Regions from separate parts of the Homo sapiens genome. Here region 1 is linked to region 2. The links are chromatin loops, found by intact Hi-C in ENCODE. Cell type or tissue: gastrocnemius medialis. All regions are shown on one strand. Each heading gives the region's core, and the rest is flanking DNA. Links, peaks and the distances in the headings are about the cores only.

Evidence for each region. Hi-C counts contacts between places; a loop is a spot of excess contacts. Peaks named below come from ENCODE experiments on the same cell type or tissue, not always from the same donor. Only the 100,000 strongest peaks of a DNase experiment are listed, where the experiment ranks them.
Region 1: a loop joins it to region 2, with 4 times the contacts of the local background. A loop is called at or near these places in 1 of 110 quality-filtered maps.

What each region holds. Positions count from the first base shown.
Region 1 is chr10:29,966,806-29,972,186 of GRCh38, forward strand. No RefSeq gene overlaps it. Among named protein-coding and RNA genes, the nearest start is that of JCAD, 90 kb to the right of the region's middle. In gastrocnemius medialis, for the core only: no CTCF peak of the experiment used is centred there; DNase peaks (open chromatin) are centred at 2,696 and 3,386; H3K27ac peaks cover 3,602 bases.
Region 2 is chr10:29,643,843-29,649,223 of GRCh38, forward strand. It overlaps a transcript of SVIL not described here. Among named protein-coding and RNA genes, the nearest start is that of SVIL, 12 kb to the left of the region's middle. In gastrocnemius medialis, for the core only: no CTCF peak of the experiment used is centred there; DNase peaks (open chromatin) are centred at 2,599 and 2,929; H3K4me3 peaks cover 3,163 bases; H3K27ac peaks cover 5,000 bases.

The sequences.
Region 1 (5,381 bases), core at 61-5,060, 320 kb after region 2:
CTCCTGAGTAGCTGGGACTACAGGTACCTCCACCGCTGCACCCGGCTGAATTCTCAGCTTTATGTGACAATGGAAGGGGTAGAAAGGTCACCTGTGAAGAACAGAGCATTTAGAGTGGACAGCCCGGGCACTCAAGATCTGGCTCCTGCACTCATTGGCTGCATAAATCTGGGCCATTACCAAATTCCTACAAAACCTTAGTTTCCTTGTTTGTAAAATGAGAATAATAACAAGACTAACATCATAGGGTCAAACATTCATTCAATAAATATTTATTGAACATCTATTAGGTACAAGGGACCATCCTTGTTTTGGAGAGTTCAGTATGACGAAGACAGAATGTGGAGCTTACAGAATGAGAGAAGGCCCAAGAAGTGCCTGGCAAACCCAAAGCACTCTACAAGCCTAAGCTGATATAGTATAAAGAACATTACCCATCTCCCCAAATCATTACCCCAGACCTGCTGTAGTAACCCAGGGTTTCAGGTATGTGGCCATCTGAAAATGATCCACAAACTCAGAGCCAGATTAGGATGAGGAGAGAAGGGCACACTCATCCCAGGAGCATCACTTAAGGGGGCACCGAAAACTCTAATTAAGATAAACAGGACAGGCTCAGGGACTTGTGCCTGTAATCCCAATACTTTGAGAGGCCAAGGTGGGAGGATTGCTTGAAGCCAGAAGTTCTAGGCCAGCCTGGGCAACAAAGTGAGACCTCTGTCTCTGCAAAAAAATTAAAAATTAGCCAGGTGTGCTGGTGCATGCGCCTCCTGTCCCACCTACTTGGGAGGCTAAGGAGAGAGGATCACTTGAGCCAAGGAGTTTGAGGCTGCAGTGAGGTATGGTTGTGCCCACAGCACTCCAGCCTGGGTAGCAGAGTGAGATTCTGTCTCTAAGAAAAAAAAGATAAATAATATCTTAATGCATATATTACAGCAGTGTCTGTTCCCTCACTGATATAAAGAACTGCCTGAGACTGGGTTATTTTAAACGAAAGAGGTTTAAGTGACTCACAGTGCCACATGGCTAGAGAGGCCTCAGGAAACTTACAATCATGGTGGAAGGTGAACGTGAAGCAAGGACCTTCTTCACATGATGACAGGAGAGAGAAGTGCAATCAGGGGAAAGGCCAGTCACTTATAAAACCATCAGATCTCGTGAGAACTCAATCCTATCATGATGCAATCACCTCCTCCCTCCTCCCTTGACATGAGGGGATTACATTCAAGATGAGATTTGGGTGGGGACACAGAGCCAAACCATATCAATGCAACATTATAAACATATGCAAGGGAATCCATAATGAACAAAATATCTAAAGTTTAAATAAAGACAGGCTCAGTATGACTGAATTTTCCTTTTGCCTCAGAATCCAAGATAGTTTGCTGCACAAACTCAAATCCACAAGGCCAAGTGCACGATCTCTATTCCTGGGCACACATTATGCTTTGCTAGAGCACTTCCACATTTTCTTTCTTCTTTCTGAAGCAGGACTGTGAGGGAAAATGCTACTTGCTAAGCATATGTTCAGAAACTGCCTTTTCCATCTTGCCTCTTCAGATGTTTCAGAAATGGGGTTTTTGTTTTGTTTTGCTTTTTAACATTCACCAGAACACAAAGCAGAGAGCTCCCAATTGTTATTGGAAGGACGTAGGGAAGTAAAAACAAACACATAATTAAAATAGCACCCCGTCAAGGTCTAGATTCCCAGCCTCAGAGGCGAAGGTCTGTGGGCCAGGGCAGGGTGCACTCAGGGACCTCGAAAGCAGAGGCGAAATGAACCCAGAATTCAGATCTAAAGCAACAGACCCTTTTCCCGTCAGGCCCCAGGCCTCGGCTGGATCTCTCTCTCCCCTCTGAAACATACACACACTCATATTGGGTATTTAATCATCTGTATTTGCCAGGAAACTGCAGTCTTCCTTTCAGGCTGTTAATACAATAAAAATCAAAATGATTCATGTCAAAACAAGGACATATATTTGTGTAGAGGATTGGACAAATACATTACTCTGTGTGTGTCAGTGTGTGTGTGTGCTTGTGTATGTGAGTGCCAGTGTCTGTGTGTCAGTGTGTGTGAATGTGTTAGTGTGTATGTGTATGTCAGTGTGTATAGTTACGTGTGTGTATGTTAGAGTGTATGCATGTGTCAGCCTGGATCTGTGTGTGTGTCAGTATGTATGTTTGTCAGTGTGCCACTGTGTGTAATTGTGATGTGTATGTTCGTGTGTGTGTGCATGTCAATATATGTATATTTGCTCTCAGTGTGTATAATTGTGTATGTGTATGTTAGTGTGTATGTGTGTCAGCGTGTGTCAATGAGTATGTGTGTCAGTGTGTGTGTGTCAGTGTGCCACTGTGTGTAATTGTGTATGCATATGTGTGTATCGGTGTGTCGGCATGTATGTGTCAGTGTGTGTCTCTGTGTGAGTGTGTGAGTATGTCATAAAGAAACCCCACTCGCCCCCCACCCCAGGCACACTGCAGATCCTGCTGAAGCCATCTGGCCTGGACATTAACACAGTGCAGATGCGGCGTGCAGAGAGTGCCTGAGCCACGCAGGGCCACTTCCGTGCTCCGATGACAGTGAGTGGCCTCCATGTAACATGTTGTTGGCATTGCTAACAGCAGCAGGTGCTGTTCGGCTTCTGATTTAACTCAGCCTGCAGGCCCAAATCATTACAAGGAGATTTATGGGTGTTACCACATTTTGTTACAGATTTTGTTTCCAGGAGGAGAGTCTTCTGTTGCAAGCAGGAGAAAGGGTGGCAGCTAATCCATCATGTCTGCGTTGAGCTACATGATACTGAAGAACATTCGAGCAGCTTAGGGTGCGATGGAAGGAACACTTGGTGTGTCAATTTTCCCAGAGATTGAAAAGTACACCTTAGAAATCAGTCTACTGACTGGGCAAACCATGTACCTGGGTAAATGATATCTTTCTTGTTAACCAACAGCCACTTGTAGCCTACTAGGCTAGAGACTTTGAGGGGAAGGAGTGAAGTCCGTGATTCTTGTTTTTAACCCATTTATGCCTAGCGTTCCATTATTGGGACACTAAGCTTGTGGGAGTTATTTATATCCTACTGCTCAAGGTTATTGCCAAGGTCTGATTTTTCACACATACACACACACACACACACACACACAAATTGTAACCTCTGGCATAAATGGGTTAAGGGGCTTATAGAATAGTTGTCTGGTTACAAAGTAATCACACTCTTTTGAGGAAAGGTTTGTGGGCTCATTTTACGAATTGACATCCCCCTTCTGCATGCATTCTCGTCTTTAGGTAGACAGCTCTCGGAGGGGAGGGAAGGCTGGGCGTGGCTCTGCTGCTGACAGCTCTGTGACCTGAGGCCAGTGCTTCTGCACGTGTGGTTGGGACCAGCAGCATCGGCATCACCTGGGAGCTTGTGAGAAATTCAGATTCTCAGGCCCCAGCCCAGTCCTGCTGAATCAGAAGCCCTGGGAGTGGGGCCAGCAATCTGAGTTTTACCAGCCCTCCAGGTGATTCTGAAACATGCTCAAATTTAAGAGCCATGGTCTTAGCAAATCTCTTCATCTCTTTGGTCTTATGTTCCTCACTCCCTGCAAAATGGTAAAAATCATATGCTATAGTTGTGGAGATCAAATGGGGAAATCAAGGCACTTAAGACATAGTAAAGGACAGTAACAAATAATCAGTTAATAATAATAAAGTATCACCAGTGCAAAGCACAAAACATCCCTGAAGGAGATCAGCAAACTCTTGGCAATGATTTGCAAGGATGTTCTATTTCAGGGATTGTCTCCTTCAGGGAAATGTCCAAGAAGCACCTTCAACTCAAGACCATGTTTTCAATTCCCACACCATGATGAAAACCCCACTTGCCCTCACGGTTGATTCTGTGAGGCAGCATCTGTGGCATCTTTAGTGGAAAGGATTCATATCTTCAGATGCAAGGGCCCAGCCCGCATGGGCATCAGGCCAGGTAATTTCAGGCCAGACTAGTTGGAACCTTTTTCTTCACAGGAAGTGGAAGTCAAACCAGGAGATAAACATTCAGGAGAGAGAACAGCATTCCCCATCACTTCAGAGGCAAATCAAATACACAGTGGTGAATAGGAGACAGAAATTTCCTTTATTCAAGACATTGGGATAAAGGTTACATAGATAGTTCTGAGAAAACCATCTCTACTGTTAAAAAAAACCCAAAGCATCGTATGTTCTCACTCATAAGTGGGAGCTGAGCAATGAGAACACATGGACACAGAGAGGAGAACATCATACATTGGGGCCTGTCGGGGGGTTGGGGGCTAGGGGAGAGATAGCATTAGGAGAAATACCTAATGTCGATGACGGGTTGATGGGTGCAGCAAACCACCATGACACGTGTATACCTATGTAACAAACCTGCACATTCTACTCTGTACCCCAGAACTTAAAGTATAATAAAAAAATTTTTTTAAGTTAAATCCACAGATAATGGGCTATTGTGTTAAGCTGTTCTTGAGTTGCTATACAGAAATATCTGAGACTGGGTAATTTAATAAGAAAAGAGGTTTAATTGGCTCATGGTCATGCAGGGTGTGCAGGAAGCATGGTGTTAGCATCTGCTTCCAGGGAGTTCTCAGGAAGCTTCCAATCATGGCGGAAGGGGAAGTGGGGGCAGGCACATCACATGGTGAAAGCAGGAGCACGAGAGAGAGGGGGGCGATCATGACTAGATCTCACAAGAACCCACTATTGCGAGGACAACACCAAGAGGATGGTGCTAAACCATTCACGAGAAATCTGCCCCGCAATCCAGTCAATCCAGTCACCTTCTGCCAGGCCCTACATCCAGTGCTGGGGACAACAAATCCACATGAAATTTCGCAGGAACACAGATCCACATCATGTTAGCTATCAAAAAATAGTTTTATGATAGAAATTCCCAAGCTTATCAAATAAAAAAATCACTTGGTAATGTCAGTTTCTCACAGGACAATCTTTTTACTTTTTTACTGTGGTAAAATATACACAACATAGAAGTCACCATTGTAACCTTTATTGTATTATTATTATTTGAGACAGAGTCTCACTCTGTCGCCCAGGCTGCAGTGCAGTGGCATGATCTCAGCTTGCTGCTACCTCCGCCTCCTAGGTTCAAGCGATTCTCCTGCCTCAGCCTCCTGAGTGGCTGGGATTACAGGAGCATGACACCACGCCTGGCTAATTATTGTATTTTTAGTAGAGATGGGGTTTCACCATGTTGGCCAAGCTGGTCTCGAACTCCTGACCTCAGGTGATCCACCCACCTCAGCCTCCCAAAGTACTAGGATTACAGGCATGAGCCACCATGTCCGGCCATTGTAACCATTTTTAAACGTACATTCACATTGTTGTGCAGCCATCA
Region 2 (5,381 bases), core at 154-5,153:
TGGGTGTGTAGCAGAGCTCAACACAAAGAGAACTGCTGGCCTCGTGGTCAAAATGAGATGTGAACTTGCCAGGGGTGAGCCTGGACCGTGGTTTATGAGTCCTGGCTCCAGAGACCCAGCCTCTCACACGGCTGGAGCAACATCGCGTTCCTGGACACCAGGCTCAGAGTCTTGAGAGTAATCAGAGATGTACAAAGTGTGACATGCTCCGTTTGGGCCACTAGATATCTAAAAATATGGGATTTCTGTCTGCTGTCAAGCAGCAGCTCACTGCACGAACAGAACCATGGAGGCTGCTGCTCAAATGGGGACATGAGCTGACGGTGATGTGACCAGTGGAGTGAGGACCTGGGAGGCTCTTCCCTTCCCTGCTGTTGTTGACATCACAAAGCTCAGCACCACATGTGGTTTGTTTGGCTGATTCCAAATACCAAGAGGGAATGGATCATTCTTATTCCTGAAAGAAAAACTCCAGGAGACTGTGCTCCTCAGGGAGCATCATCTATACCTTAGAGACACACAGGAGCGAGGAGCCTTCTCTGAGCATGTTCTCCCAGCCCCAAGGACCGAGAAACCCCACATCCCCTGGGCCAAGCACTCTGTAGCCCAGTGAAGGTTCCATTCTCATCTTCCTCCAGAAACAGAGCTCTACGTAATGGCTATGCACTCGGCCAACCCACAGAAGCCCGATAAGCTTGTAATAGAGTGGAACCACAGTCCCAATAATTCTATAAAACGGAACCACTTGAACCCAGGAGGCGGAGCTTGCAGTGAGCCGAGATCATGCCACTGCACTCCAGCCTGGGCGGCAGAGCAAGATTCCACCTGAAAGAAAGAAAGAAAGAAAGAGGGAAAGAAAGAAACCAGAAACACTATGTGTTGTATCTTACAATGTATCTTTGGCTCCAACTGTGGATCCTGGGCCATGTCTCCTTGACAGCACGAGTGGGAACTTCCTACCCTAAGGTTTAGCCAGTGACTTCTGTATTGAGGGCAGGGGCTACAAGACTGAGGAGGAGGGTCCCATCTGAAAACTGGGGCGTGGGAGGATGGGGTCTGACAGGAGTCAGCCTGTGGGGACAGAATGGTGGGAGGTGGGAGGCTGAGATCAGGAAGACTGATTTCTGGGGTAGGTGGAGGACACTAAAAAAAAAAACCTGAAAAATTCAAGAAAAGAAAATAACAGAATGATGCAGAAATCAACTGAATAAATTTAGCTTTATATTTAATACAACATTCACTTCATTTTCTTAGGTTTCTCATCGCACTGCCCTCAGGTAAGGGCTTGGTTTTAGTCTGGGGACTGAAAATCGCTGGTCTGGATTAAGATTCCTACAGTGCCATCAAATTCTAAAAACTTGAAATTCTACAATTCTGAGGCATAGCACCATCTCACCTTCTCCAAAGAAAAGCCTCAACAATGAGGGGGAAAAAAAGAAGGAAGGGGCCAGGTGTGGTGGGTCATGCCTGTAAGTCCAGCATTTTGGGAGGCCGAGGCGAGAGGATCACTTGAGGTCAGGAGTTCAAGACCAGCCTGGCCAACATGGTGAAACCATGTCTCTACTAAAAATACAAAAATTAGTCAGGTGTGGTGGCGGGCTCTTGTAGTCCAAACTACTCGGGAGGCTGAGGCAGGAGGGTTGCTTGAACCCGGGAGGTGGAGTTTGCAGTGAGCCGGGATTGTGCCACTGAACTCCAGCCTGGGCGATAGAGTGAAACTCCGTCTCAAAAAATAAATAAATAAGGAAGGAATAAAGCGCTCCAAGCGAGATAAAATATGTTAAAGCAAAGCATTCTGAAATAAAAAATTATTAGACAGTAGGAGAGCAAGCAAAGATAAAATCCTTTGATCATGCCTCAACTTCCCTCCCATAGAGACTCAGGCCAAAGCAGATCAGATAACCCTTTGAAGACCCTGAAGTTATTATCTGTTGGACTACTAAAGTGGATTATTCATTAGCAAGTACAAGTAATTCCCTCCCAAGGATTTATCGAAAGATGGCTGGTAATCTCGTTAGTGGGATAGTGGGTGCAAGTTGCATCAAAGGGAAGAGAGAAAATAAATAAGCAAATACGTTTTCAAACAACTATAGTTATTCAGGAGTTCTTCCAGGTACTCCTAACTCCTTGCTACAGCTCCCTTCAGCTTACGCTTGTACCCCTAGTGACATGGGCCCCCTAAAATGTGACTTGTGTGAGGACAGAGACTTTTGTCTGGTTTGTGAACTGCTGTTCATCTTCAGTGCCTAGGATATATTAAGTGCTCGATAAATATTTCTTGAACGAATAAGGCAAATAATGCGTATGCTCCAGGGAAAATGACAAGGCAATGAGTTCTTTTCCAAAGGCAACTTTATCCCTCACAGACACCCCCCTGCCCTGCAATCTGTGATCGTAATTTCTGCTGGCTTTGTGCAGGCTGTTCCACATGCCTGAATTGGTTTACCTCCTTCTCAAATACCTCTTTGGGAAAGATTTTCCTCATTAAGCAGTGTCTGATTTCAATATAGGACTCCCTTGCAAAATCTTCCGTGCATTCTGATCTCCTGGGCTTGGCATCACTTTCACAAATCCGCTGCCCAGGGACCATGTGTTCACAAAGACACGGCTTACTGGCCCGTATGGTAAGCTAATTGATGTGGTAAGCCCTGAAGGCAGGATTATTTTTCAGCCAGGCCCTGCCTAATGTTTTCTGATGATGGCCAAGTGGGCAAGTTCAGTCCTTTCTCCCCAGAAACATGATCCTGCTTTCTATACCAACAAGTATTAATTCAAATCCCTCGTGGGCAGTCCAGGATATGAAAATTACAGTAATCTAATCTTGTAGAGGAAGAAGTATGAATCATCATGACACTGCCTGACAAAGAGCAAAGTGATTAATGCCAGGCTGCAGTAGGGTCCCCAGTGACAGCTCCCCGTGGGTCACAAACCTAACATGGGAACCCACGAGGCAAACATCAGAGAAGCAACATCCTGGTCTCCATCCAGGGAGAGGAGAAGCAGGGAGTAGCAATGCCGTATTCTCAGGACCATGTCTGAAAACTGGCCATACTGAGGCAAATTCAGTGACTGAGGGAGAAGAGCAAGATTGCGTCTTAAAAACTCATCCGTTCCACCTTCTGACTGGTGGAAACTGCTTAAACTCTGAAGCTTACTTTTAGGTAGGAACTATAAGGTTTGCAGAATCACGGCATCACAGAGAATGACCTAGAAACCCCAATCCTCTGCAGGGGAAAACAAGAGGACATGCTTAGGACAAGCAAGATGATAGATAACCATGCCAAAAAGAATGCGCTCTTAACCATATCCCAGGAACATACAGTTCTGAAGAAGTCTTGGCCTTTTTCTGAAACCTTCAAGAAGTACACCAAAGCTCCCGATCTCCCATCTCCAGGAAACCACAGCCCAAGTGCACTGGGAAAGTTGGTCAGGGTGCCTGCAAGCCTAAACCATCACTTGGCTTTTTTTTCTTTTCTTGCTTTCTTTTTCTTTTTTTTCTTTTTTGCACAGCTGTATTCAATTTTCTGTCCTTGGGGTTTTAAAAGGAACATTTATTCTAGGGCCAGGATTCTCAAGTTTTATGGTTATACAACTCCCTCCCAGGGCCAAAGAATGTTTTAAAAGTCTTAAAGCTAGCAAAGAAAATTAGTAAACGTATCCGAATGAAAGTGAAATAAAAAATTAAGACTTGTTCCAGTTTATATTCAACCTCTTACTTGATTGTATTGTACCTTCTGTTTGCCCTTCACTGCTTTTACTACCCATTTTTAATGCAAATATAGGTGTGTGTGTGTTTGTGTGTGTGTGTGTGTAGAGACAGTGAGAGAGCAGGTGAAGAACAGAGAAGTACAAAGGTGTATTTCGAGTCTTCCACAGCTTCTATTTCCTGTTCTGTGGTAAATTTTATTTTAAATAAGGTCTACAGCTTAAACCGAGTTTAACAAAAGGTCACGAAGAAAGAGATTCCTTCAGTGTTTTTATAACATTGCTTGCTTTCCCAATTTAGAAAGCTAGATACTTTCTGATTTTTTGGTAGTAGGAAAGTAGTTTTAAAACCCCCTACATTTTTTACTTAAAAAGTCAAATTAGTGGCATTTTTAATTGAAATGATTAAACTTTTGTCAATATCAAAAAAAAAAAAAACAAAAAAAATCATTACCAGAAAAAAAAAAAAAAGAGAGAATGATAAGATGACGCTCCCACCAGCCCATGAAATGTTAACTAGTTTTCTCAATGCAGCCACATGGAGTTAAGAAAACCCACAAGTCCCTTACCTGTCTTCTGTTCTTCTCCCTTCATGTCACCTGGATCCCCACATCTCACAGGCATCTACCCAAAGCCTTTGTCTGCACAGGTTCACAAACGTTACTTGTACGTTTGCCCCTGAATTCTCCCGAAGGGTGGCTTCCTGCTCATGCACACTCATCAGATCTGACAAAGCCAAGCTCAGGCTTTTGGGGCCGAGGTTTGTGACACAGCACACACCACCACATTAGAGGCCTGGCTGCATCCCAAGACAAACCAGAAATTTTTGAGAAACAAAAGTTATTTGCACAGATCCACTCTGAGCAGAAAAGACGGAATCAGTACTCTTCCATAAAATGATGGGAAATGTTGTCAGTGGCACCTGCTTTGTACCGTCCAATTCTCTGAAAACAATTAGAAGACAGTGGAAACTGACCTTGCCCGACCCTCATCATGATGAGCAGCCAATGCAGGCTTCTCTGGAGAGGCAGTTAGTTCTAAGAAAAGCCAACCAAACCTCTCCTCTTGGCAATCACTTTCTCTTGCTCTTTTAAAATCAAGAAATCAAAGTGCCCTTTAGCACGGCCCTGTGGCCAAGAAAGCCCTGCAGCCAAGATAACAGGTTGAAGTTCAAACAATTCATCCCAGATAACCACTCTAATTCTCCCATGATTGGAAGTTGCTAGAAGTTAGTCAAAGTTATAAACCTAGGACACAGGACAGCTGGGAAAAAAAAAAAAAGATTCTAAAAGCAGGGTTTGTTTCTTGGGCTGGGCATAGAGGCTCATGCCTATATTCCAAGCACTTTAGGAGGCCAAGTGGGGAGGATTGCTTCAGCCCAGGAGTTTGAGACCAGCCTGGACAACACACTAAGGCACCCGTCTACACACAAAAAAAACAAAAAACAAAAAACACATTAAAAATTAGCCAGGCATTGTGACTCACACCCATGGTCCCAGCTACTTGGGTGGCTGAGGTAGGAGGATCCTTTAAGCCCAAGAGGTCAAGGCTGCAGTGAGCTGTGATTACACCACTGCACTCCAGGCTGGGTGACAGAGCGAGGCCCTGTCTAAATAAATAAATAAAAGCAGGGTTTCTTTTAAGCCAGAAATTTTTTCATGGGTGATATTCTACCT